Linked DNA regions of Homo sapiens: region 1 is linked to region 2. Evidence: read pairs that join two places in POLR2A ChIA-PET (ENCODE). Cell type or tissue: PC-9. All regions are shown on one strand. Each heading gives the region's core, and the rest is flanking DNA. Links, peaks and the distances in the headings are about the cores only.

Region 1 (7,264 bases), core at 2,770-5,269, 53 kb after region 2:
CTTATCAGAGGTGACCTTAAAATTTGGGGAGTCAGAAACAGAAGTCAAAGGCACTATGCTTCTTTAAGGAAAAAAGCAATCAGAAATGCATAATAAACATAGTGACTTTGCTTCTGTGTGTCTCTCTGGCTGTTTCAGCCATCATTGGTGGCCTTTTTCTCGTATGATTTTACTGGATACATGTAAATCAAAGGCATCCTCTAACCTTTCAAGTCAATATATGATTTCTTTTTTGTCCCCCAGACAGAGCCTCGCTCTGTTGCCCAGGCCTCCTAGGTTCTCCTGCCGCAGCCTCCCAAGTAGCTGGGATTACAGGCATGTGCCACCATGCTTGGCTAATTTTTATATTTTTAGTAGAGACAGGGTTCTTGCCGTGTTGGCCAGGCTGGTCTTGAACTCCTGAGCTCAGGTGATCTCCCACCTCAGCCTCCCAAAGTGCTGGAATTATAGGTGTAAGCCACCGTGCCTGGCCAATATATATATTTTTGTAAAAATATGCTTTCATTAGGGAAAATTTCAAATATACTACAATTGTTAAGAGAATAACATACCTCCATGTACCTGTCACCCAACTTCAGCAATTCACATTTTTGGCCAATCTTGTTTCTTCTGTACCCTCGCACTATTTCCATTCCATCATTTTGAAATAAATCTTAGATATCAGATAGTTACACTGGTAAATATTTCATCATGTTCAATATATGTATTTGTCAAAAAGGAATATTAAACTAATATCCTGCCTTCTGCCTCACTTTCTAAAGAAGATACTGTGTTTTGAAAGGTGGCTTACAAAATGCTTTGTGATATTCTAAATGCTGAGGCAAAATATATGAAGTTAAATGTTTTTGAGATGAAGGCTGTCAACAGCTTTCGGAGCATAGGCAAGAAGATTGTGGGGCAAGTGTGCGCAGGAAGTGTGAGGCCCAAAGTGTCCTGCCCTGGAGAGTGAGACGGAACATCCCCAGGGAGTACCGTGCTGAACATCAAGCCTGATCTTACCCTGCTGTCACAGGAGATTAAGTGGCCAGGCTGGTTCTTCAGTCCTCATTTCTCAAAACACATACATGGATGTTTTCTATGATTATAGTTTATAGTGACCTTGTGCAGAAGCATTGAGCCAGTTTATTATTAAAACTTGGACTAGGTAAACTATAATTTGATTTCTGTACAGGCGATAACCACTGGAGATAGCAAGAGTGAATGACAGTGTGGTGACGGGCAAATCTTATTTGTTACTGTTTAGACAATCTATATATACATAGATAAACAGTCTATATATATACATAAAACAACAGTATATATATAAAAATATATAAATATATGTCTCAAAAATATATATTTTGAGACAGGATCTCACTTTATCACAAGGCTGGAGTGCAGTGGCACCATCATGTCTCACTGCAGCCTTGAACTCCCTGGGCTCAGGTGGTCCTCCTACCTTAGCCTCTGGAGTAGCTGGGACTACAGGCACGTGGCGCCATGCCTGGCTAATTTTTGTGTTTTTTATTATTATATTTTTTTAGAGATGGGATCTCACCATGTTGCCCAGGCTGGTCTTGAACTCCTGGACTCAAGCGATCTGCCTGGTTTGGCCTCCCAAAGCTCTAGGATTACAGGCGTGAGCCACTGCACCCAGCCTGTTTAGACAATATTAAAGCCATTGTTTTTCTAGTGTTAGAGTTTGTATGTTATAATTTAGTACATGCTTAATTGAAGGTATTGGTGTAACCCCAAAATATATATTTTTCACATAACTCAGATTAGCAGTGGTATTTAGTGCTTTAGTTATATCTTCCAGCAGATAACTGAATGGATCTCACTTTATTTTTATCATAATTGGTGAGAGCTGGGAATCTTATGTCTCCAGGAGATGGCTGTACAGGAACTGTGTGTGATTCGCAATGTGGAAGAGCAGGGTCTTGCTCCCTTGGGAACCCTGCAAGTAGTTGAGCCCCCTGGTCACTCAGCTTATCACTGTGGATGCTGGGCACTCCTGGGGGATGCTCTGGAGCCCCTCTCAGGGTATTGCCTTTTCGCTGGCTATGGGGTTGGAGGAGAGGGTCAGACTCCTTCCCTGCCCTCAGCTTGCCGGCTGCCCAGGCACACCCTGTGTGCAGCTTCAGCATTCCTGTGGCATTGGTCTCTGTGGTTTTTCTTCTTTTCACATAGCTTACTTTACGCCCTGTTCGCTCCACAACTCTTTTCAAAGACAGGATGGAGGTACAGGAAGGAAATAACTTAATTTGAATATTAAAATTCTGTTAATTTTAGAATGCAGTCTCTTCAGTTCTGGAATTGATTTCTTTTGGTTGCTGTTGGTCTTTGTAAGGAGCGTAACATTGCTTAAGATTTATATATAACCGAGTCATTTTCTGTCTCTGTATCATATTCCTTTAGGTAAGCTTTTTCAAAGTTACTTTGAATAGTTGATATAGATTTAGAACAAACGAGTCACCATTCTCAGGATACTTCTATTGCCTTTCTGGAATAATGCAGCTCATTGTTCTGCCAAGTATCCTCTAATCAGCCTGAAAAGTGTTTTCTTTTATTTCATCATGACATTGGGCCTTTTAATTGAGAGTGAAAATCATTAAAGGCAAATTATTTTGTGTAAATTATGGTAGATTTAGCCTTACTACATAATTTTGGAATGTTTTTATGATTGGTTGTGTATGCTCTGGCAGATGTCTTTATCATGACTTATTTTAGGTGGGTTAAGAATTCTTTTTTTTTTTGGAGACAGAGTTTCGCTCTTGTTGCCCAGGCTGGAGTGCAATGGCGCGATCTTGGCTCACTGCAACCTCCGCCTCCCTAGTTCAAGTGATTCTCCTGCCTCAGCCTCCCAAGTAGCTGGGATTACAGGCATGTGCTACCACGCCCGGCTAATTTTGTATTTTTAGTAGAGACAAGATTTCTCCTTGTTGGTCAGGCTGGTCTTGAACTCCTGACCTCAGGTGATCCGCCCGCTTCAGCCTCCCAAAGTGCTGAGATTATAGGCCTGAGCCAATGCACCTGGCTAGAATTCTTGGCATAGTACACAGTGGCATTATTTCCAAGGCTTTTTTTTTTTTTTTTTTTTTTTTTTGACAGAGCCTTGCTCTGTTGCCCAGGCTATAGTGCAGTGGTATGATCTCAGCTCACTGCAACCTCTACCTCCTGGTTTCAAGCAATTCTTCTGCCTCAGAGAATCAAACAGTTGTCCTCCCAAGTAGCTGAGATTACAGGCACCCACCACCACACCTGGCTAATTTTTTGTATTTTTAATAGAGACAGGGTTTCGCCATGTTGGCCAGGCTAGTCTTGAACGCCTGACACTCAGGCGATCCACCTGCCTGGGCCTCCCAAACTAGTGGGATTACAGGCATGAGCCGCCGTGCCCGTTTGCAAATTTTTAAAAGTAAAAAAGCAAAACAAACCCACATGTCAGTGTTTCAGTATTTACTTCAGGGGGAAATTGTATCCTAACATACCCTGCACCATAAGCTGAAATTTCAGTGCCAATTCCATTGCTTGTGTGTCCATCCAAAATAAAGACAAGTTTTTGCAGGAATGTCAGATGACTGTGGGACAGGCCTAGACAGGAACAAAACTGGAGGCTTCGCATCAAAACAAACACCCACCTAACCACATGGGTTTTGCCCTGTGAGTTGTTTGTCATCCTAGATTTTCAGCAAGAATGGGCTTTAGTACCATATTTCACATATGAGGAGGTGCTAATTTTGTTAATCATATCACATTGGTAATATTCATCACTACATTGTAATATGAAAGTTGAAAGTCTTGAACTTAAAGTTCATAAATTCATTGCCCAAATCTCTGGTTGGCTTTAAATGTCCTTTTGGAGGGGAGAAGGAAAGAGGGGCATGGTTTGAGGGTTATACTGAAATAATCTGCTTGCTGTATGATATCGAGCAGGTCTAACTAAAAAGGTAGGTGGTGGTTTCTCTTGCATGCATACAAACATGTTTCTGGCCCCAGTTGTCAAACGAGTTTTGTGTTTTCCTTGTCTAGTCTTGTTGACCTGCTATTTATTTTAGTCTTTTGATAAACAGGAAGTGTTGCTGCACTGCACTCAGGAATGTATTAAGTAACTATTAATATTAAACAAGATTGGAGGGATGAGAAGGGATTTAACTTAAAGTAGAGGGAGGATATAAGAAAATGAAATAATCCTTAAAATTTTAGAATTAAAATTTATTTGGGGCCTTTTGAAATGCTTTTTTTCCCTTGAAACCTCAAATTCTGGATTTACATTTGATGTTTCTGTTGGTGGTATATTACATTGCTTTAAGGTTGTTTAGAACAAACGTCACAATTAATGATGACATGAAGGTTAGGATTCGAGCACTAGCTTTTTTCAGACAGGTCTAAAAAGGGCTCTGCCCTAGTCTATCCCTAGCAGAGATGTTACATGTGCCTGGCTCAATTCAACGTATCAGTATATTGTGGGGAGAAAGGATGAATAAGGACAACACCACAAGTTGTGATGGAGTGTATTGTTTCTAGGCTGTTTCCCTGGTTGTTCCAATACACCATGCATTTTTTTAAAATTTATTTTTTATTTTTATTTTTTTTTGAGTCTCGCTCTTGTCCCCCAGGCTTGAGTGCAGTGGCTCAATCTCGGCTCACTGCAACCTGCTCCTTCCGGGTTCAAACAATTCTCCTGCCTCTGCCTCCCAAGTAGCTGGGATTAAGGCACCTGCCACCACGCCCGGCTAATTTTTGTATTTTTTAGTAGAGACAGGGTTTCACCATGTTGGTCAGGCTGGTCTCGAACTCCTGACCTCAGGTGATCCGCCTACCTCGGCCTCCCGAAGTGCTGGGATTACAGGCGTGAGCCACCGTGCCCGGCCAATTTATTTTTATTTTTGAGATAGAGTAGAGTCTTGTCGTGTTGCCCAGGCTGGAGTACAGTGGTGTGATCACAGCTCACTGCATCCTTGGTCTCCTAGGCTCAAGCAATCCTCCAGCCTCAGCCTCTCAGTAGCTGCGACTACAGGCATGCACCACCATGCCTGGCTGATTATGTTGCCTTTTGTGGAGACGTGGTCTCACTTTGTTGCCCAAGCTGGTCTTGAACTCCTGGGTTCAAGCAATCCTCTGGCCTCGGCCTCCCACAGTGCTGGGATTACAGGTGTGAGCCACTGTGCCCAGCCTCACTGTGCATGTTTTGACCTCCTCACCTTTGTCCTAAGATTTCTCCTGATTGAAAATAAATGACCATTTCTTCATGAAGCGTTCTTTGTCTTTAGTGTTTTCTGTATTTTCTCAATTCATGTACTGCTTGGTTGGCAGTTACAATTTCCATAACTGAGTATTGTTAGTGACCTTTTCATATACCTATGGCTTGCCTCCCAAAATTGATTTTTTTTTTTTTTTTTTTTGAGATGGAGTCTCTGTTACCCAGGCTGGAGTGCAGTGGCACCATCTTGGCTCACTGCAGCCTCCTCCTCCCAGGCTCAAGCAATTCACCTGCCTCAGCCTCCCAAGTAGCTGGGATTACAGGCATGCACCACCATGCCCAACTAATTTTTTGTATTTTAGTAGAGACAGGGCTTTACCATGTTGCCCAGGGTGGTCTCGAACTCCTGAGCTCAGACAGTCCACCCATCTCGGCCTCCCAGAGTGCTGGGATTACAGGCGTGAGCCACCACGCTTGGCCCCGAAATTAATATTTAAGTGTTGTAGAACAGGGGTTTTATTATAGATTTGGCTGTACCGCTGTTATTGCATAACACAATTATTTTCAGACTGGGTGTTTGGTTCTTAATTCACTGGTGGTGTGCACCATGCCATCCTGCCATCCCCAGCTGCTGTCAGAGTACATGGTAAATATAGAAATGTGTCCAGTCAGTAGTAGCCACGTGGACGCTCTTCTCCATATTTGACTTTTCTTGCTCTTAGAAGGCTTTTCCAGTAATCTGCGTGGGACCGTGACTTTGCTTGCTTATGGTGTTTCCAGCACCTCCACCAGACTCTCAGGGTTTGGAAAGCTGTTCTGGGTGAATGGTGTCTACAGAACTTTGAACTCTGCGATTGCAGGGGAACATGCTTATAAATGCGTGTTTAATACAGAATGTTGTAGAGGAGATTAGGTACTTTTAATTTTGTATTATGGGTTGTTTTCAAGATCTAATTATGTGTTGGTAGGAATGGCTGTTTTATTTCTACTTGTGGGAAAAAGGCTGCCTGGAGTTTGTTTAATTTTTCTGATATAGCATCATAGACTGGTAGAGCAATATAGGAACCCCAGAGACCATCCAACTCCCTCATTTCTATACAAAAGGACTTGGGTGCCCACAAAGAGGAAATGACTTGTGCAGTTTCAGGCCACTTAACCACAGAGTCATTTTATTGTCCTTTTTGTGGCTACTGATAGATAAGGCTTGCACTCACTAGATGCCCTTGTCATCAAGGCCCAGGTCACCAGCTGCACACAATTTATCTGTATGTCTTTAAAGCAGGGGGGTCCAATCTTTTGGTATCCCCGGGCCACACTGGAAGAAGTGGTGTTATCTTGGACCACACATAAAATACACTAACAATATCTGATGAGGTAAAACAAAAATTGCAAAAAAAAATCTGATATTATTTTGAGAAAGTTTATGAATATGTGTTGGGCCACATTCAAAGCCATCCTGAGGCTGGGTGCAGTGGCTCACACCTGTAATCCCAGCACTTTGGGAGGCCGAGGCAGGTGCATCACCTGAGGTTGGCAGTGCGAGACCAACCTGACCAACATGGAGAAACCCTGTCCCTACTAAAAATACAAAATTAGCCGGGGGTGGTGGCGCATGCCTGTAATCCCAGCTACTCGGGAGGCTGAGGCAGGAGAATCGCTTGAACCCAGGAGGCAGAGGTTGCAGTGAGCCAAGATTGCACCATTGCACTCTAGCCTAGGCAACAAGAGCAAAACTCTGTCTCAAAAAAAAAAAAAAAAAAAAAAAAGAAAAGCCATCCTGGGCCACACGTAGCCCATGGGGCTGCAGGTTGGACAAGCTTGCTTTCAAGCTTCACAACCTACTCTGCTCTTTTGTCCCCTCCTCCCATCTGATAAGTTTATAGTTACAAGTTTTATTGTTGTTTGAGGTAGTCCATTTCACACTTTAATTACTAGTTGTGTAATTATGTTTTGCCTGAGTTCCCATACAGCTAATTTGTTTCCATGCTTCCATGCAGGATTTTATCAGAAACTTTAAAGTATCCTAGGGAATATTACCAGTGCAGACTAGTTGTATTTGTGCTTGATGTATTCTCTGTTTTA
Region 2 (7,264 bases), core at 2,967-5,466:
TTGGGAGGCCGAAGTGGGTGGATCACGAGGTCAGGAGTTTGAGACCAGCCTGGCCAACATGGTGAAACCGTGTCTCTACTAAAGATACAAAAAAAAAAAAAAAAAAAAATTAGCCAGACATGGTGGCACATGCCTGTAAGTCCAGCTATTCAGGAGGCTGAGGCAGGAGAATCGCTTGAACTTGGGAGGCAGAGGTTGCAGTGAGCTGAGATTGTGCCATTGCACTCCAGCCTGGGCGACAGAGTGAGACTCCATCCCCCACCCGCCCCCCCCCCCCACAAAAAAACACGACTGAAAATACTTGGAAATAGTCTCCTTAATTTGTTTTTTTTTGTTTTCTTTTTCCACCAATGGTGGAATTCGGATGGGAGGAGGCTTCTAATTTTCTGCTCACAATGTTGTTCCTTCACTAGTTTGAAGATTCTTCTGTTGTGAAAGACCAAGAGAACATATGATTAGTTAATAGGAGCTGTATTCTATCTGTAGCTTATCTCTTCCTGGCCCCAAATATAGCTTAAAACCTTGCTGTCCTTCCTCTGCTTACTAAAAAAAAAAAAAAAATTGTTCAAGAACTTCAGCTAATTCTGGATTTGTCTTCTGACAAAGTTCCCTGTGGTTCATACCACATTTTTGTTTCCTCCCTGGCCATGTGCTGGCCCCTGAAGTGTTTAGATCTGCTGTTTTAAAAACTGAGCTCCCTAGCCAGTCAGATTAATTGCTTTGGATCATGCCATTCTGTCTTTCTCAGATTGTCGTATGTTAGTGTCTCCTGTGCCACATAAATAGTAATCTCTTGTAGGTGTCTGAGGTATATTTTTCTTGGACTTGTCAAAATTAGTTCTCAGAGCTTAGAGATGGTGTCCTGCTGGGTTTATTGTTCCCTTGTCTTCTTGTTACTAGTTCCAAAATTATATTCTCACTTTCTTCCAGGGTTCTTGGCTGCCTAACTGATCAATTCTTTTTTGGTCAGAGTTATGGATGAATTTTATTGGCTTCGTACTTTTCCAAAATTTCAACCATGAGCCTATAGGGTTGTATATATAAATTTTTAGTAGAGACAAGGTCTTACTGTGTTGCCCAGGCTGATCTCGAACTCCTGAGCTCAATCAATCCTTCTGCCTTGGTCTCCCGAAGTGCTGGGATTACAGGTGTAAGCCACCATGCCTGGCCATATATTACTTTGTAAAATGAACAAAGTTATTAATTGAAAAGCATGAAGGTGGTGAGGATGATAGCTTTGCTTATTGCTTTTTCAGAGGTGGGTCAAGAGTTCTTATGATATGTCTTTTAAATTCTAGAATAATACCTACAGATTTCTCTTTACATCTTGATTCTGTACAAATTTGTGTGGTTTAAAAAAATGAGAGAGTTCTCTCCACTTCTTTGGTTTCTTTAGGCAGTAAGTGACAAACTCTCATAGCAATACTTCATCTACTTTGCTTTCCTTTATATTTGCACCCAAATTTCTTCATTCTCTCACGCATATATCTCTTGTAGTAGATTGTTTGGACAAAGGGCACCTTGAACTGGCAGCCTTGCATTCTGCTTGCCTGCCCAGGCTTGGTCCTGTAAGGAGACTTGTCCTTTCTTTTTGTTTGTTTTTTGAGATAGGGTCTTGCTCTGATGTCCAGGCTGGAGTGCAGTTGTGCATCACAGCTCACTGCAGCCTCAAACTCCTGGGCTAAAGTGATCCTCCTGTCTCAGCCTCTCAAGTAGCTGGGACTGCAGGCACACACCACCATGCCTGGCTAGTTTTTTTGCAGAGATGAGGTCTTGCTTTGTTGCCCAGGCTGGTCTCAACTCCTGACCTCAAGCGATCCTCCTGCTTCAGCCTCCGAAACTGTTGGGATTACAGGTGTGAGCCACCATGCCTGACTGATTTGTTCCTTTTGGTGGTCAATCTTGGTTCAGTAGTATATAAATTTAGAGTGCTGCTGTATTTTGAGCAGCTGCTCTGTCATATGAGCTTGAAATATTGGGTTCTATGCTGCTTCTATGTTGTGTAAGTCTCCAAACTGAAAGGATTTGTGACTTTAAAAAATGCCCACTTTTGCTCATATTTTTTGTTTCCTTTATTTGTTTGGCACTTGTTTTCACAGCGGTGACTTCAGAGCACAATTACTGAGAAACCTTGAGTGTTGATGTAAATCCTCCACTGGGTTCTACTATTACATACATCTTCGTAACTAGGTAAACTTCCAGGAGTCACTGAAATTTGGTATCTGTAAATGAAAAATTATATCAAATACAGATACCAGTGAAATTGCTAGATTTCATTGATGATTTCAGTTCAGTATTCTAAAGTCTGGATGTCACTTAGTACTTGGCAGGATTGCAAAGCAATGACATATGTGCATGCAGGTAGTTTTAATTCAAGCCAATTGTGAGAAGGATGTTTTATTGGTATAAGATCAGTGTAGTGTTGAGTTGGTTGTGGTTTTCAATTGCTGCTTTTGTTTTGGTTTTAAATTATAAATTAGTTCATTTGTCTTTATCATCAGTTTACAGTTGCATTGTGTCATGTGCATTTAACTTATACTAATTCAAGTCTCAATGTTTGCTTAAAAATAATTAACAATATGTATTTTTTTCATGCAACATCTCCTTAAATACAGGCCAGATGCGTTTCTTCTGGTATTCAACCATAGAAACAGCAATCCCTTCCAATGCTGCAGGAAAATTGGCAGGGTTAGGCTTTGTGAAAGGTAATGCAGCACTCAGAAAACCACATGTGCTTACTGTGTGTGCTATTTAAGTAATTTTCAAGGATAATTTTGTCTTAACCTTAGCCTTGATTTTAGAAGCCAAGCCTTGCCTAAAAGGTGACTCCGTGCAGTTTGTGGAGAGTTCTTTGGCCAGATCTATAGGATGTAGTGCTGTGTTTTTAGCATCAGTAGTGCTTTGGAGTTATAATTTCCTAATAATGAGAATTGAAGTCAGGTATGTTTTGCTGTTAAAATATGACTCATTTGTGACTCTGTTTCTAAATAGGTGTGTATTTTCTCCCCTCTGTTTACGTGGTGATAGTCCATTTTTATCACTGAGTTTGTTCTAGTGGAAAGCAGTAGTGGGTGAGAAATGTGGACTGTGTTTAGTAACTTGGAAAGCCACTGGCTTAAAGTAAAGCACATTTTATTTCCCAGAGGTGGGAGTCCTTGGGGGTAGTGATAATGTTGGTTTACTTCTGAACATTTATCCAACTAATCAGTGATGGAATTAAGTCTCTATTATTCTTTCATATTATGAAAGCTTCTAATTGAAAATGCAAAACAATTATGAGGCACTTTAACCCCATCAAGTTTATGAGAAGAACATTAAGTGCCTAGTGGATGTTTGCCCAAAGGACCCAAGTGGGCAATTCACAAAGGAGGGAATTAACCAGTAAAAAGCCACAGAAAAGCACCGAATAAACCTAGTCTTCAGAGACTCAAAAGTTAAAATATTATCCTATATCCTGTTAAATTGGCAAAACCAAAAATGATTAACATACCTGACGCTGCAAAGTCACAGTGGCCTGGTGCATTTGGACGTTGTTGGTGATGTTGTGTAAAAGACTGCATCTTCTCGGAACAGCAATTTGGCATGATTATCAAGATCTACAAAAATGTTCATGCCCTTGCAGTCCTCTGTAATACTTGTTATCCCTAGGGAACTGAAATTATGGGTAAGGATATTCAGTCCCACATTATTTAATTTCCGAAACCATTAGAATAGCTTCAGAAGTTCAACAAGAGGAAAATGGTGAAGTCAGCCACGGTTATTCATTAGAAGAAACAACATAGAGTCTATATAGCAGAATGAAACATGCTTGTACTAGGCCAAGTGAAAAAAGGTAAAACATTAAATGAACACTGATGAGAACAAGGTTAAACATGTTATAACTAACATAATATCTAAGTGTTATTAGTTGTGGGGCAAGCGTTTATAGATGTATTTTCTCTTTTTTTGTTTATAATTAAATTCCTCATCAAAGTAAAGAGAACATTAAAGAATTAGATAAGGCTATGGTAGGATGAAAATGAGATGCTGGGATGACTTTGTTTTAAATCCAAGGAGATGTGTCAGCTGTTTTTGGTGTGCCGTGTGGTTCTACAAACTGCTCATTTGCTGTGTAAATGGATGTAGCTTTCCAAGATGCCTGGGTATGAATGAGAAGTAATTTTGGTAAAGTAACATGTTAAGGGCATATTTTAAAGTTCACATTCCATCTGCTGAGTGTTCTGTATTTGCAAAGGTATTTATTACAGGCTTTCTTGCTCCGTTGAGAATACAAGCTATAGAACCATGTAGAAATAGTTTTTTTTTTTTTTTTTTTTTTTTAGATGGAGTCTTGCTGTGTCACCCAGGCTGGAGTGCAGTGGTGCGATCTCGGCTCACTGCAACCTCTGCCTCCCGGGTTCAAGCAATTCTCCTGCCTCAGCCTCCCGAGTAGCTGGAGTTACAGGCGTCCACCACCACGCTTGGCTAATTTTTTTGTATTTTTAGTAGAGACAGGGTTTCTCTATGTTGGCCAGGCTGGTCTCGAACTCCTGAGCTCAAGTAATCCACCCGCCTCAGCCTCCCAAAGTGCTGGGATTACAGGCGTGAGCCACCATGCCCGGCGTGTATTCCTCATTTTAAAGCTTTAGATCATTTGTATTTACTTTGATTTAAAGATACTGTCTTACATTTGATATTGTCAGTTGGTATCAACATTTAAAAACAGGTTTACAATTGATAATGAGAAAATAACTTTTATTCGAGGAATGCAAGTCCTTTTATTTTTTATTTGTTTTTGAGATGGAGTCTTGCTCTGTCACCCAGGCTGAAGTAGCTGGGATTACAGGGGGCCTTGCTAATTTTTTGTATTTTTAGTAGAGACGGGCTTTCACTATGTTGGCCAGGCTGGTCTCGAACTCCTGAGCTCAAGTGATCCACCCGCCTCAGCCTCCCAAAGTCCGGGGATTACAGGTGTGAGCCACCACGCCCAGTGAGCTTGGGTTTTCTGCTATAGAACTGACCAGGGCATTCTGGATTTGTGAGTGAAAGCAGGAACCCCTGGAGGGGTGCATCTTGCATTCTGCTTGTTGGGCGAGATGAATGTAGGCCACTCTACCTTCCAGACTGCAGAACTTCCTTGGTATTTACCTTTGTGAAAGGGATCCACAAATGACTTTTTACCCCTGCCAGGGGTTGATGGAAGTTGTTTCCAGGTGTGACCCATCTTCATTGGCTTATCCTGGCGAGCTGTTAGGAAAAAGTGTCATTTTAACTTGCTGTATTCCTCTGAAGCTCCAGAATACAAGATCTGAGCTCACTCTGTTGAAAAACTCCTTTGTTTCTACCTGAAAGCACAGGATGTTCATTTCTATCAGATCAGTTCTTTTCTGTATACCAGCCTGAACATGTGTGTGTCTTTGTCTAAGCACCTCTTGCTTCATAAGATACACCACCAAATTGAAAAGAGTTAGTGACAACTGTTCCTTGGCTGGCATCAAAACCAGACACCAAAGAAAAGCCAGCAAGTAATTTTGTAAGACTAGGTCGGGCTGACCGACGTCATTTTTCTTTCTCAGTTTTGTGTAACTTTTCTGTTTTAAAAAATTGTTTTGCATTAACACGCTGACAGAAATATGCTGCTAATGACATAGTCATGATCTTGATGATGGTGATAATAACTGTAGCCAGCCTTCCTTCACTCTTTGCTCCCCATGTGCCAGGCACTATGCTACACGTGGGACCCCTTTAATCTCACAGTGATCCTGTGTGGGGGGCATAGTTGTTGCTGTTACCTCAGATGAAGAGGGGAGGCTGAGCAATGTTGAGTCAAACCACAGGGACAGGCAGAGCCACGTTCTGAGCTGCACCGTCTTTCTTCCTGATGTAACCATTGTGCCCAGCACATTTAGCATCACCATTTGCTTTCAAAAGCCAGAACATTTTAATCAGAGGAATGCAAACTTTTAAAAGACATTATGAATTTACTTTTTGTGCAGTTTCCTGATGAAAATCACAGGGCTTGCATGTTTTCAAGTGACCAATTTTAATACTAGGTTGGTATTCTTCCTTCCCTCCTTCCTCTTGTCTCTCCGTCTTTCCCTTTTATGTCTTCCATCACAGGGAGTTCTGCATCTCCGTTGCAGAACAACCCTGTAGACTTTTAGGGTTTTGAGTTCCCAGAGGAGCATCTCAAAGCCTTTCCAAATCCAATGATGTCAGACCTTAAAGATCACGGGGCCCAGGGCTGGCAAATCCATGGCCTCACTTTGCTGCCCACCTTTCCGGGTCTGTCATGGAAACTGAGAACAGGGCACATCCCTGTCTGGAGTCTTGGAATCTCTACATCATTGCAGGTGATACCCCTAGGAAACTGGAACTTAAGATACAATTTATCTGCCTTTCCTAATTTACTCTGAAAGCAAAAGTTCTAGATTAGATTCCTGTGGTCCGTGGTGGGAGAGTCATCTGTCCAAGGCCACATACCTTGTAAGTGGCAGGTGAGTCTTGACTGCAAGGCTAGCGTTTTCTGCTCTGCCGGGACACCTTGATTTTCTCAGAATGCAGGTCCAGCGCAAGAGTTTCCTGCTCAGAAATGCCCATGGCTCCCTTTCACTTACAGTTCTTCCTGACCCTCAGGGCCTCTAGGATGAAAAGTCTGGGAGCAAGTTACTTCATCACATCCAGATAACCCTTTTATGTGCAGGGTGTTTGGTTGGAGGTGCTGCCCTCAAGGCGTTTACAGGCTAGCCGAGGGCTCGAGGTGTCATCTCCGTTTAAGAATGCTTAGAATACCAGGCAAAAAGTGATAGTTTTAATCAGCAGTAAGAAGTGCTTTTGCAGTTCAAAGGTGTGAGATGATCATGGATTGGCCATAACCAGGAAAGACTTTTGGGAGGAGATGGCATTGACTAGATCTTCATAGAAGGACAGATGTGTGGGCATGGTGACTGAAACAGCATGAAGGGTGACTTGTGTCTAAGGAGCAGGAAACATTTGGCTGGGTGATGTGGTCTGCAGGCAGAAGATAAGGCTAGGAAATGACTGTCCCGGAGGGTCTTGGATGAAGGGCCATCCGCTAATACTGAGGAAGTCATTGGGAGCCAGTGAAAATTTTTGAGCAGGGAAATTGGGGCTGTATTTTAACCAGATGGAGCTGGTTTGATGGTAAGGGTGTACTAGAGAAGGGGAACCCCACATTCTGAATTAATGTCACTTAGGAAAGGACCCCTTGTAAGTATGAAATGGTTATAATTGTGTGTGTGTGTGTATGAATTTGAGAAAAGTG

What was found. ChIA-PET counts read pairs that join two places held together with the same protein. Peaks named below come from ENCODE experiments on the same cell type or tissue, not always from the same donor. Only the 100,000 strongest peaks of a DNase experiment are listed, where the experiment ranks them.
Region 1: POLR2A ChIA-PET joins it to region 2 with 13 read pairs; 8 of 35 experiments call an interaction of 5 or more read pairs at or near these places.

What each region holds. Positions count from the first base shown.
Region 1 is chr10:34,716,270-34,723,533 of GRCh38, reverse strand. All of the region lies in intron 1 of PARD3 (par-3 family cell polarity regulator), which reads left to right. Among named protein-coding and RNA genes, the nearest start is that of PARD3, 95 kb to the left of the region's middle. RefSeq lists a silencer at 6,319-6,458. In PC-9, for the core only: no CTCF peak of the experiment used is centred there; a DNase peak (open chromatin) is centred at 4,013; H3K27ac peaks cover 1,600 bases.
Region 2 is chr10:34,769,849-34,777,112 of GRCh38, reverse strand. The region is part of intron 1 of PARD3 (par-3 family cell polarity regulator); the gene reads left to right. Among named protein-coding and RNA genes, the nearest start is that of PARD3, 42 kb to the left of the region's middle. In PC-9, for the core only: no CTCF peak of the experiment used is centred there; no DNase peak of the experiment used is centred there.